Regions from separate parts of the Homo sapiens genome. Here region 1 is linked to region 2. The links are chromatin loops, found by intact Hi-C in ENCODE. Cell type or tissue: dorsolateral prefrontal cortex. All regions are shown on one strand. Links, peaks and the distances in the headings refer to the core of each region. The heading gives the core; the rest is flanking DNA.

Region 1 (2,500 bases), core at 1-2,500, 130 kb before region 2:
TAGTATTCTGTCACTCAGAGGCATAGCCCAAGCCAAATGACTTTCATTTAAGAACTTTTAGAGTAACAGGTATTTTTCATTCATTATTTACTACATCCTTGATATCTCAACATTGAAATCTAAGAGAAAAAAGTCGATTATGCTGAAGCCACCTAGACTTCAATGTCTCCTCAATTTTGGAAACTTTACCATACCATCTATTCTAATTTTAGTGACTAAGCAGATCTCTTTTTAAACTTAAAGAAAGAAAGAACTCTACCCTCAAATTTATTCTTGCTGATCAAACAGATGCACAAAAAAGGAAAACATTGTTTATTACAATTAAAGCACAGACAAAAATGTAATTTGACAAGTGGCAAGAAAAAGCTTTCTAATGAAAACACTATGCATTCTACAAAATTCTTAATTCTTTATTCTAATATTGTGCCTAAGTTAGGCATTCTGGAAAGGCATTTCCTTTGCAGAGTCAGAAAGAAAAGCCCCAAATATCCTGAAGTTAAAGATCCAACTATCAGCATCTATACAACTTCAATGGTTACATGTGATTTTTAAAAAACGCCCATTTTGGGCTCTTCTTTCAAATTATAGTTATAAAATAAAATCCACTCACTTAAACCAAACTCCAAATTTTTCTCTTATTTTCTGCACAAAAGGTAATAACAACATGCAAACCATGAGGCAGAAGAGAATTTCTGGTAGACCGAGAAGCTGTACAGTTTCATGACAGATACAAGAAGAAGAAAATATGCTCTTTGAATGATAGAAATAGTTCCGAAAGATTTTCCCCAAACAGTACTTCAGAGTAGTAAACTCTAGGTCACACATGCCTTTATCTAACGCTAAACACCAAAACCCCTAAATTGTAACCTCTCTATAATAACAGTTCAATCCACTGAGGCTGCTTTACCACGGATACCATACCATTATGATGAGGGTTCTGGGTCTATTCATTTCATCGTCACTTTCCAGAGGCAAAATTTCGTGGGATGGTTCCTCTTGGCGTCGTCTACAAATGTGTGGACAGCTCCTCTGGACCACAGAACGAAAAGCTTGAAGCAGAACAATGCTGGCAGTGCAGCCCATCGCTGCATCCTGGAGCCTACAAAATAACTTCTATGTTGATGCTATGTTTGCAAAACAGTGGCTCCTTGTCCCTGAAAACAGCCTACACTGCAGCTGCAGCCGGCTCACTCTCCAATCACTTCCTTGAGCTCTGATCATCTGATCATGGCCAAATAGCTTGGATGCAGAGATGGGAAAGATTTGATCCACGGAAACTGAACACACTCAGGAATATTAGAGCACTGCGCTCAGAAAGTATTTCTCAATTCACATCGAGAGCATGTTTCCTGTTCATTACAATGAAGCTCTTCGATTCTCCTTTCAGAGGTCTGAATAAATATGTCTTTCCCATTCAGACACACAAATAAATTACTTTTTCAAATCACACAACTGAAAACCTGACTTTACACTCACAATTTTTCCTGAGGTATCATGTAAGGAGTGAAAATGATTTTTTTTTTTATAAACGTAAACACTTCCTGAAGGAAATTTTGCTGGACATCTCACTAAGTGATTGAGGTTTTACTTTTCATAGCTCATAAGTTCCAGAAATGAAACTGGCTTATCTGAAACATAGAGTTCACTAGATCAAGATGATTTAACCAAAGTATGCACGCATTAACCAGCCCTGAGTGAGAGACACCAGTGTTCCCCTGTGATTTCCTCTCAATAGTATGGTTGTTCTGTTCCCACACATGCAGTTCTGCAGCCTAATACAATTTTATATTTACATACGCGGCTTGCAGGGCTGAAAATATCTCTATTACTGAGGTCACTGAGCAAGCTCCGCCAAGCTGACCTCTTAGAAAAAGCAGCTGTAAAGCATTTTAACATCCTATCAATAAGAATTCAAGGCTCTGGGAAGGACTTTGAGGTCTTTGGTAGTTAAGAGTCTGGTATTCCCTGACTCCTGCGAGACTAGTCACTTAGGAAAGAACCAAAGAGAGATGCTTAGAAATCACGTGTCCTTTCTGGAATGGCCTCAACATCTAATGGTATAGTGAAAGGGAATAGGGCAGCTGGAGCTGCTTGCGCTAAAAATATCTCATGGAAAATAGATTTTGCTTACAAATGAGGAAAGTATGAAATCCCCAATAGAATTCAATCTTGAGATCTTTCTGCCAAGCTAATTCTTCCAGTGTAACTCTTGGAGATTCAAAGAAAAAAAAATGTTTTCTGTGGTTTCTGGGCTCCTCGGCGTGAAGGGTGCTGCAGGAAGTTTGAGGAAGGATTGTTTTGCTGTAACGTGTGGCCGCCCCAGCCTCAGTGAGGTTGCTTTCGCGGAAGCATCTAGCATGATGCTCAAACAGGCATTAATTGCTCAGTAATCTGTCACAACACAGCATCGTTTTAATTGGTATGTTCACCCCAGAGAAGTAAAACATGCTTCTTTTTCTTTTAAGAAGTACTGGCTGCCAGTAGTTTTTCATCTCCCTCT
Region 2 (11,608 bases), core at 4,119-6,618:
TTCTCATATCATTGTTTTCCTCTGCTCTTTCATCTTGGTTCTAGGAAAATTGCTTGTCTGGTCTCTACAATATTGATTACATTTAAAACAGCATCAATTTTGCTTCAATTTAGTTTGCCATTCCTATAGTTTGTTTTTAGTATTCTTGAAATATTTCTTTATCCTTTCCATCTATCTAATTGTGCTTTCCTATCCCTTGTTTTCTTTTCTATCCCTTGGATATTTTTTCTTGTAAGGACAATTTCTTGTGGTATTCTGTGGAGGAGATCAACTTTTAATGGATTGTTCAGTGCCTTTGTTCCTTTTTTTTTTTTTTTTACAGCATTTTCCCCCAGATCCCTATTTTCATAACATGCCCTATTTTCATTTTACTATCATTAAACAAGGAAAAGTCCATACAGACTTGTGTCTGAGAGATCAAGGAGGTTACACATAGTTGGCTCCTTTTCTCCTGATAGTGTGATTTTTATCTGCTTCTCAGTTTATAGCTGGAATTGGGGGGAGGCTGGTGCACTGACCTTTACTGCTAATGAAACCACAGTAATATTTACTTCTGCCCTGAATAGTGGTCTTCTTTTATCTCCATAGTGTAGTCCTCTGGAACTCTGGGTCAGATGTGAAGCATCCTCTATTCTAGAACATTCTAGAAACATTCCCTTTGGTCAGTGACACCCCCACACCCAAGCATTTCACCTTTAGGGGTGACTGCAACACTGTTATTTTTCTTTTGCTTTCTGCCCCAAACTTTGGAGGAAAACTTAGTACTTTGTTGACAATAGAGTTTGTGAGTGTAGCATGCCTTATTATTTCCTTGAAGTTTTCATGCAGAAATCACCTTTAACACTGAAGTACCCTCCTTGATGGTATCACATTACCAAGACGTTTTTACTTTCTTGGAGAAATATTTATCCTTGAATAATATTAATATTGAAATTGTTTAGGCTTAGTTACTTCCATGACGCCCATCTGTTTTCTTTAAATGTATAAAATTACAAAAAAAAATCTCCTAAGTGAATAGGCAAGAAAGTAGCAACTGTTACTGCTAATAAGGCCAGCACTGGAAAGTTATAGCACAAATTTCTTTGTCCTGCCCAAGTCTCTTTCTAGGTGTATTTATTGATTTACATGTATTATTTTTAGATCTTCGCATGATTCAATCTGAATAATTGATGTTCAAATAATTTTAATTCAATAAAATAGCTAATTTAAAACATGTTTTAAACACAAACATTAAAGATTAAGAACAATATCACTTTTTTTGGACAAAATAATGATTTGACTTCAGTGCAAAAACTAATTTCATTGCTGACTACTGTTTGTTTTTTTCCTAAGAAAATTTCTCCTTGCTATATTAATATGCAATAAGATTAGTTCAGAGAAAAGTGTTAGTGTGGAGGATCTTTTGAAAGATGTCTTTAATGGCACCATCGACTTCTGGATAAAAAAGAGAGTGAATTTCGAGTAATTGGTAGGCTCTACTACGCTAGTATTAGAGTGTCCTTGGGGCATTTTTTTTTCTCACCTTGTTTTCTTTCTAAAAAGGTACAAAATATCCAGTAAATTGAAGAGTACCTTTTATTCTTTTACTTGCTGGATATTTTACCCACTGTGTGGATTGTTACATGGTAAGAAATGTAGAAGATGCAAAAAAAATAATGTAAAGCTTGTTCAGTTTGGAAGTTTGATTAGTTATTATCTAGCATTTCTCGTGCACATTCGTGGTCATTCTACTGGTGGTGTTATATTGCATGTGCGGAATCTCTGCAAACTGTATCAGCTTCAACAACTCCCTGATGAACTCTCAATGAAAAGAGTCAGACTCCATGACCCACAGACCCCCAAGACATATTCCAGGACTCAAGTTTTAAATGTGAAAAGTGTGTTTGCAGCAAAAATTCAGTGCTAACTTGTTAAATATTGAGAAAAGACTTTTACATCAAACCTTTATTAAAGTGGTATCCCAGTTAGAAGTGAATGTGTGGCTGGGCGTGGTGTCTCATGCCTGTAATCTCAGCACTTTGGGAGGCCGAGGCGGGTGGATCACGAGGTCAGGAGATCGAGACCATCCTGGCTAACACGGTGAAACCCCATCTCCACTAAAAATACAAAAAATTAGCTGGGTGTGGTGGCTGGCGCCTGTAGTCCCAGCTACTTGGGAGGCTGAGGCAGGAGAACAGCGTGAACCTGGGAGGCAGAGTTTGCAGTGAGCCGAGATCATGCCACTGCACTCCAGCCTGGGTGATAAAGCGAGACTCCATCTCAAAAAAAAATAAATAAATAAATAAAAAGAAAAAAGAAAAAAAAAAGAAGTGAATGTGTAGCACTATAGGGAATTTAGAATAATACCATCCATTACCTCAAGCATTTATCATTTCTTTGTGTTAAGAACACTCCAGTTCCACTCCCTTAGTTATTTTTAAATAGTCAATAAATTATAGTTGACTACAGTCGCCCCATTGTGCTATCAAATAGCAAATCTTATTCATTCTATCTAACTATATTTTTATACCCATTAACCATCCCCACTTTCCCCCTGTTCCTGGGTACCCTTCCCAGCCGCTGGTAACCATCATTCTAATCTGTATCTACATGAGTTCAGTTGTTTTAATTTTTAGCTCCCACATATCAGTGAGAACATACAAAACTTGTCTGTGTGCCTGGCTTATTTTACTTAACTTAATGTCCTTGAGTTCCATCCATGTTGTTGCAAATGAGAGAATTTTATTCTTTTGTATGGTTGAATATTCTATTATGCATATGTACCACATTTTCTGTATCCATTCATCTGTTGATGGACAATTAGGCTACTGTAGATCATTAACCTTTGAAAAATAATATTTAAATAAACACCAATGAGGCTTATAAATCAACTTAATTTTAGTTTTTTACTTTTGAACTAACTCAAGCTATTTTTTTGAAATTTAAATTTACTAACGCTTTCTTTAACTAGAATATCCTGAAGTTTTCCTGAAATTGGGGATTATCTTTCTTTTTAATGTAAAAATGATGTCTCGCTCTGATATAAACATAAGAAATTCAGTTTCTTTTCAACTATTGTTGGAAAATTTCAGAGGTTGCTTTCACATCATGTTTGTGGCCTGTCATGCTGAAGGTTGTATTCCCAGGTGCTCTTGTTCTCCCTGGTAGCATCTGGCCATCTCATTGCTATATCTTCCTGGTGATCTAGTCTTCTCTGGACTCCTTTCCCTGTCCCCGTATGGTCATAACTACTTCTCTTTAAACCCTAAGGTTACATTAATGTAAGAACACTGTGAAACTAGTGGAAGATTAGCCTTTACTGACTACCAGAGGGTGATAAGGGGCAAGGCATTATACTATTGAATGGGAAAATCAGTAAAATTAGATATCAGACACCATTGTTTCTGAAATCCACTGCTGAACTTCATCACAGAAAGACCATTAATTTATTTTGTCTCCACCCACTTGGCCAAGGGCCTCCTTCTGGTCGCTGGGGCAGGCCCTCATTCAGAGCTGCCTTCCTTTTCTGTTTCATCTACTTGCCTCTTTCAGTGCCTGGGACTCCCGACCCTCCAGCCCACTCACAGGAAGACGCCAAATCATTTTTACAAATGATTTTAAATAAACAGCGTGAGTACAAAAGGTTACTCTTCCCCTTTTCTTTAAACTTCATCCTACAGAGCAGTTTAGCCATCTCTGTTCTCACTTCTGCATTCCAGGTTCGGCTGCAGGCCCTGCTTTCGATAGCCACAGTGCCTGTTCCCTGGGAAATCCTCTCTCTCCTCTGAATGCAGAAATGGTAGCTGTCAGCATGGACACGTGCACGCATGCACACATGCACATTCTCCTTTTGGATTCATGTCACTCGTTACATTTTGTGGACTATAGGCTTTCAGTATGCTACATGCTTTCATATTATTTAACCATCCTCTTATAAGTGTTATGCATGGAAAACAGATTAATAAAGAAAAATTGTTAACAGTTTGGAAAGTCTGAGCATCTTTCCCCCTAATAAACCTCTTACATGTGACAGCCCAGAACTAATTTTGCTCAGTCTGATGCCAAGCCTGTGCCCTGCTGCTACACTAAACTGTATCTCATGATTTTTTTCTGTAGAATGGTGAAAAGATAGAGTAACACCCAGTAAAATACAATGTCACAGGCATTGAATGTTCTTAACAAAATAAAATAATTGTGACTTCGTTTTCAAAATGTTTGTATGAAATTATAGAAATACATGGTTGGAATTTCTACCCATGTACAGGAACATTTTTGTTTCAAAGGCTGTTGAAATCTGATATCTGTCACATCTGTGATCCAGAAGTCCCTAAGGCCTGAGATTATCCAACAGTGGTGCAAATGAAATAGATGTTTCATTGTTTACGAAATGCTCAGTATAAGTGCTGGCAGTGAATGCCAGATTTGAGGAGACTGTATACCATGGTGCCTCTCCCAAACTGCCAAAAATACGACAACTGTTAATTCTCAGTATCCCTGAGAAGCAAGCAATTTATAGTATAGAAGTCAAACCCATAAAGGAAATGTTCAGAATCTATGGGTGGATAAGACTCAAGTCTGTTAGGTGAGCCAAACTTAATTTTTGACTCCTGCTAAGATTGGGAGAATTCTGCTTGTGAAATCCCTCTGGAATCCTACACTATACCCTGTGTTACAATCACGATGGCCTCATGGAACACTATGTCATCATCTGCAGAAATATACAAATGCTGGATCTTAAATTATTTACTATAATGTGTTTAGAATATTAACTATAATTGCTTCATGTCTACTGAGCTTGAATATAAATTTCAGTTTTTTGGATAATAAATTTTGTACTCACCTAAGATTGTATATGCCCAAAATATATAATGCACCATGAGAAGAGTAAATTAACAACTTTTCTATCTAATTTTTAATAGATTTCCAGATAATCTTGTTACAGCTTAAATTTTTCTATTTGGTCAACTACACAAGGAGAAACTAGGGAGAAAAAGTCCTGTGGAATAGTGGAAAATTCATTAAAATTCTCTGAATAATTTACTCATGGATGCAACTTTACATAGCATAATGGTGAAATCAGCACTTACCGATGTAATCCCATGATAATTCAATTAACATTTTTTGACTCAGTTAAAAATTTTCCTAATTAACATCTGCTATAAAATGTAAAACACAAAAATTAATAGTTGCCTAGAGTTCTGAAGTATGCACTTAGTTGCACACACATTCCAACTGGCATTTGTGTGTGTGTGTGTGTGTGTGTGTGTGTGTGTGTGTGTATGTGTGTGGATTAGAATGGGTTGGTATACTGAATCACAAAGCAATAACAAGAATTGCTTTCTCATCTGGTCTGGCATATGAGAAAACCACAAAACAATGCATGCACTGACCCTGCAGGTGTGCGGGCTGCACCATAACAAAGAAATATTATTCCCTGGACTCTTTCTAGTGGTATCATCATTTGTGCTGAGACACAAAGAAGTAAACAAATGCCAAATGCTGGCTTTGCTTCTGTGCTTCTCTCACTGGGGAGCTTGAATTGGGTCAGAGAGGAGTCAAATGGGAGGGGGTTTGTAGGCCAATTTTAGCTGTCAGCTGATATACTGAAAAGAAGAAAAAGAGAAAATAAGTAGAAACAGTGGTTCAATGTTATGATAAACATATGGCTAGAAATTTCTGTTAATTTCTTTTAAAATTTTTTTTCTACGTGAATTGAATTGCTGTAATAATAATGACTGGGAAGCCAAGGGTGTGATTTTTCTTTTTATTATAAGGAAGCTTTGTTTTGTGTTCTGCTGCCTATGAGCAGTTCATATTTCATATGTAGTTGACAACCCCATGGGCTTTATTGCCTCATTTGAAAAGTTATAAAACAGCAGCCTCACTTCCCTCAAGATTCTCTCTTCTAGAGTGGTGAACCCAATGGAATGTCAATTGAAATGGTTAAATTTAATCATTTAATTTAATTCTATATTAGGCCATCTGGTTAGCCAAATTTAATATTTCATTGCTGAGGAGCTAACAAAATATGAAGGCCATCGTGATATAGCTTGATTACAGTTTTGCAAATACCTTGAATGGTGCCATTTATTTTATAGATGTTTATGTTTAGCTTCTGTATTCTATTCTGTTTAAAGAATCCTGGAGATTATAAGCTGCAAACACTCTTGTAGTATATAAATTATATTTTTGGGTATCACTCTTCAGTGGCTAGAAATAAGGTCATATTTTCGATAATATTCAAATCATGAAAACTGGAGGCCACACATGATCTCGAGAAATCTTCACCCTTCACAATACCAACAAGATATTTCTATGAGTTTCTTAGGGGCTGTCTCACATGTGTGTAGTTCCGTCCCTGTTATTCCATCATATTTCCTTGTTACGTTGTAGGTCATCCACAGTTCCTCCCAACCTCAGCATAATCAACCCAGTGGTTGAAAGCGTAGCCAGGGAGTAACCCTTGAATTGTCTTGTCCCCTCACTCCTGGTTCAATCCACCACTAATCCTTATTGACTCCTGTACTCCTATCTCTATTATTTCAACCATTTCGGCATGCTTTAGTCAACTCCCAGCAGCTGGTGTCTGCCTCTCCAAGCCTAAAAGCTTCATTCCATAGAAAGCCACTCTGCCCGGACTTGAAGTAGCTACAAATCCTGAGAAATGAATTCCCCCGGGCCTCCAACCAATATCCTCAACCAAGGAGACTTGGGACTCGTGTATAAATGCTTCCAATCCCTGATACCTCCAGTAGAATAATTCTGAAATGTGTGTTTTCCAGAGTTTCCCATGAGAGTCAGCTCTGGCTACCTACTATAGTATTTGGCTTGATAACACACCATTAGTGACTGACTTCCTTTCCTTGTCTTACTTCCCCACTCATCTAACAGTGTGTCTGTGCCTCCCAAATAAAATACTTACACTTGATCTTTGTCTTAGAGTATACTTTTGGGACAACACAAACTAGAAAAACCTCACATTCAAGAAAGATCCCTAGTTCGTTTTCCCATTCGATCTTTTTTGCTATCCCTTTGGTCATTGCTCTAACAAGAACAAGAATCTCCAACATATTAATATCTGCTTAAACGTCTTTGCCTCTCTGAAGCTTTCCCAAAAGTTGTTGTCTTCAGAGCTGGTTGTGTAGGTCTATAACAACGTTCACCCATTCCATTTCTTCATGTTTCTCAAAGTGCCTTCCTATGAGTGCCTAAAAGTTGATGAAAAGAGAGCGCTCAAAGAGCAAAGAAGAGGATTCTTTTGTTCAGGTCAGGCATGGCTCGGGCCAAGTTTATCCTTGGAGTATTAATCTGAATGCTCTAGTTAGTCAATGATATCAGCTACAGATAATGAAATTTGCCTCCTCCCTTCCAACATGTATAGGATTATTTTATTTCTAATTGCAGAGGCCAGTCTTTAATTAATTCCAAATATTCTCCAGGAGTACGTAAACAAAAATGCTTCTACTCTTTCAACATTTAGTTCTGAAACCCACCTTTTATTGCTTGCTCCTACAAGAATCTAATGCCACTGCTGATCTGACAGGAGGCAGAGCTCAGGCAGTAATGTTCACTGGCCTGCAGCTTACCCCCTTCTGTACCATGCCAGTCCATGGCCAGGGATTTAGGGACCCCTGATATACAGAGTGACGAGCACCCCAGTGAATGTGTGCCTGCTGTGACGAGTGAACATGCAAGTGTGAAGACCTTGCACAAGCAGTTGAGAAAGAAAAAGCAAACTACTGAAATGTGGAGGATTTGCACACTCCTTCCATTTCTTCTAATCACCATTGTTCTCTCTGGTATGAACTTGGTCAAGCAGTGGCATGAGTTCCATAAAACTGCATAGTGACCTCTCTGGCAAATCTATTAAAATTGTCCAGATCAAGCCCAAAAATGATAATTACCTAATTAACTTATTTTTGTTAAGAAAGAGAAGCCAAAAAGTCAAGTGACACCATTTAAGGTTTCATTTCTCCTTGCAAAACCAAGCACAAGTCACATGATTGCCTGGAAGCTGATACAACTGCCTTCAAAGTTAACAACAAATATCAAATATGCTTAGAGAGAAAATGGCCCTGTTGGGCAGTGTGCAGTGGAATGGTGACAACAGTCACCTGTGCATACCAGCAGGTATTTCCCTTTTGTGGTGCACCAAATCATCAGTTGGAAGAGAATGCTTTTACCCTTGGCAAATGCAGACTACATATATGAGCAAGAAGGGCTCTGTGAAATTTTTTTTCCCCAAAACAATTGTTTAGTGAGTCCTGATATTCTGTAAGAAGTGCACTGGCATCAGTTTCAACTAGCTGTGAGTGCCAAGCCACACACTTTATTTGGAGAGCACCCTTGGCAGTCAGTAATATATGACTTCATCTTGAGTTAGGGTTGAGGAAAGTGGACAACTGCGGACAGGATCGACATGTAGTCACAGTGCACTGTGTGATAAAAGCATATTTTGTCCTAGTGAAATTCACTACATATTAAGGAGAGGGAGCATGATAGAAATTTATAGCATTGGATGAAGCATAATTATTTTTCATGGCACTAATATTACAAGTAAAATCCATTTCTGTGATTTCAAGTGGGAAATCTCCATTCTGAATTTGTAATCTTGAACAGCATGAATACTGTGTAGGATGCATGCAGGGAATACATATCACTTTTTAAAATAGCAAGTCTAAGTAGCTGAAATCATAACACAAATGGCTTTGACTCTTTTCTAATGCTGGGTGATTTTGTTTTCACTTGTTAGAGAAAGACTCAATGGCACATAGGTATAAGTAAACTGCCTGCAAACAGATCTACAGAAAATAGCAATATTTTACAGAATCAAGTTAAACCCAGAAATGGACTCATAATCCAATCACTGCTATTCACAAATTGAAACATTCATCCTCCCACTTTGGGGTCATGTTCTGCTCACAGGACAGACTGTATGGTGAGGAGCTGTTCAGAGTAAAGTCTTAGTCTATCATAGTACCTATGATAAAGTGTTTCTGTGAAGATTAAATAAGCTTATACATGTGAAGTGCTTAGAAATTTCCCCACATCAATGATGTTAGCTGTTTTTAATATTGTTACTCTACTTAGGCTGAGCATGGTGGCTCACGCCTGTAATCCCAGCACTTTGGGAGGCCGAGGTGGGTGGATCACGAGGTCAGGAGATTGAGACCATCCTGGCTAACATGGTGAGACCCCGTCTCCACTAAAAAATACAAAAAATTAGCCGGGCTTGGTAGCGGGCGCCTGTAGTACCAGCTACTTGGGAGGCTGAGGCAGGAGAATGGTGTGAACCCGGGAGGCAGAGCTTGCAGTGAGCCAAGATCACACCACTGCACTACAGCCTGGGCGACATATATATATATATATATTTATGTATATATAAATATATGTATATAAAAATATATATATATTTGTATATATAAATATATGTATATAAAAATATATATATTTATGTATATATAAATATATGTATATAAAAATATATATACATATATATATAGCTGTATATATGTATATTTACTGTACCTATTCAGACAGGGAAGAGAACATAGTTTTCAGTGAAAAATTCCTTCTTCATTTTAGAGGCTTAATTCAATTCAAATACTCAAAGCTATTTTAGAGCCACCAAACTTTTGTGTTTTGCAGGTTTCTTTTTTTTTTTTTTTTTCTGAGGCAGAGTCTTGCCCTGTCACCCAGGCTGGAGTGCAGTGGCGCAATCTCAGCTTACTGCAACCTCTGCCTCCTGAGTTCAAATGGTTCTCATGTCTCAGCCTCCTGATTAGCCAGGATTACGGGTGCATGCCACCATGCTGAGCTAATTTTTGTATTTTTTAGTAGAGATGGGGTTTCACCATATTGGCCAGCCTAGTCTGAAGCTCCTGGCCTCATGTGATCTGCAACTGCCTCGGCCTCCCAAAATGCGTAGTGAACCACTATGCCTGGGTGAACCACTAAACTTTTGTTTGCAGGTTCTGATTACCTAATTAAGAGGGAAGGTTTTCTAATGGGATAGAAGAAATAAAGTGTAAAAAAAGAAAGAGAGAAACAACAAATTGACCTATGACTCATGCTATATATTTTGAGATATGTTTATAAACACTTAGAAGTCTGCAGATCAGGCAGGTGTATGGCTAATTTGGCCCATGCCCCTTCCCTTGATCGTAGAACCTGGCTAGTTTCTCTTGATTGGTTTTCTAATGTCTGGAACTGCAGAGCCTCTATCTCCTATTCTCTATTCAGTACAATCCAACTTAGAGAAACCACTCGTGTTTTTGATCACCTGTTAAGATTATTCTCAGCAGGAAATATTTCTCCTGAGTGAATAACAATAGAAAGAGGAGAGAATGATTATTTTTGCCTCCCCTGGTGAGTATTTTAAGACACATGGAAAGTATTTAAGTTTTTTTAATATTAAAAAGCTTGCCAGATCCCCCTCTCTGTGAAAGATGATTCCCTATTCAGAGAGGAGAAGAGGAATGGTGTGTGTGTGAAGGAGCAGCCTGATCAGATTTAAGGAAATAATAATTTGTGATATGAAATGTACTTTCTAGGTCACTTTCCAGAAATCATTGTTACTGGTAGGAGATTATTACAGAATCCAAGGAACACAAAACTCAAAATTTCCCCCTTACCTAAAAAAGAGTGAAAGAAAGGATTGCTGTAAACTGGCATTATGAGAGCTAGGGAATAATAAGAAACTGATGGTTTCCTCCCTACCCTATGGGATGCCTAAGCTTTGGACAGGGGTTATTTCCATTTGATTGCCTGGTTTTGCTTTTGCTTTTTTTTTTTTTTTTTTCCAAGTAGACTCAGCAGTTCTTTTCCCAAATCTCTATAGATAGAATATTTTTATTTTTAATAAGTCCAGTTCACAGGATAAAAAAGGGAGGGAATAGAAAATCACCAACACAGTACACTAATTGCCTGTTTTTTACTCTGTATAATTTAAGTGTGGGAGAAAGAAACATAAATCCAGAAGAATTGGGGCAGAGCATAATCATGGTGGAAATAGATCTAAAATGTAAAGAAAATAAATGACACTAGAAGCAGCAGCATAGTAGCCAGGAAAGTGCATGACCCAGACCATCTTCTGGGGGGCACAGTTGAGGGAGAGCTCCAGGTGTGCTGTGAAATCTGCAATATTCATGCTGAAGCCACAATCCCTGGGGCTGTTTGCCTGCTAATGACTAAGCATAATGCCAGCAATAATACGGCCCTGTTCCTGCCAAACACAAGGCACTCTAATGGGTGACTTTGGTTCCAAGACTCTCCATTAGCATGACTCAAACTTTTGGAGAATAACACAGCAGTCTGAGACTCTTCCCACCAACCCTCCTTCCTTTCCCCTTCCTCTGCCTGCCTACCCTGGTCTTCAATTTCATCCTTTCTGGGCATTCTTTCAATAAATTTCTGTGCATTTCATCCTGTCTTGGCATCTGCTTCTGCATCTGAACGGATGCCTATGCATATACTTATTTATTATATAGGCATAATGATATATTACATCAGTTTGAGAAAGAGAAAAAACCATCAGTCCATTCCTCTCCTCTTGTTTTCCATGTTTATATAATGACAATATTTCACTAATTGTTAATTGTTGTCTAAAAATAGTGTTAATTTTATTTAC

The links. Hi-C counts contacts between places; a loop is a spot of excess contacts. Peaks named below come from ENCODE experiments on the same cell type or tissue, not always from the same donor. Only the 100,000 strongest peaks of a DNase experiment are listed, where the experiment ranks them.
Region 1: it touches region 2 in a loop (16-fold over the local background); 3 of 110 quality-filtered maps call a loop at or near these places.

The regions. Positions count from the first base shown.
Region 1 is chr2:224,981,286-224,983,785 of GRCh38, forward strand. The region is part of intron 1 of DOCK10 (dedicator of cytokinesis 10); the gene reads right to left. Among named protein-coding and RNA genes, the nearest start is that of MIR4439, 28 kb to the right of the region's middle. In dorsolateral prefrontal cortex, for the core only: CTCF peaks have their summits at 1,092 and 1,329; DNase peaks (open chromatin) are centred at 1,106 and 2,316; H3K4me3 peaks cover 2,500 bases; H3K27ac peaks cover 2,500 bases.
Region 2 is chr2:225,109,189-225,120,796 of GRCh38, forward strand. No RefSeq gene overlaps it. Among named protein-coding and RNA genes, the nearest start is that of DOCK10, 73 kb to the left of the region's middle. In dorsolateral prefrontal cortex, for the core only: no CTCF peak of the experiment used is centred there; a DNase peak (open chromatin) is centred at 5,383; H3K4me3 peaks cover 1,042 bases; H3K27ac peaks cover 2,500 bases.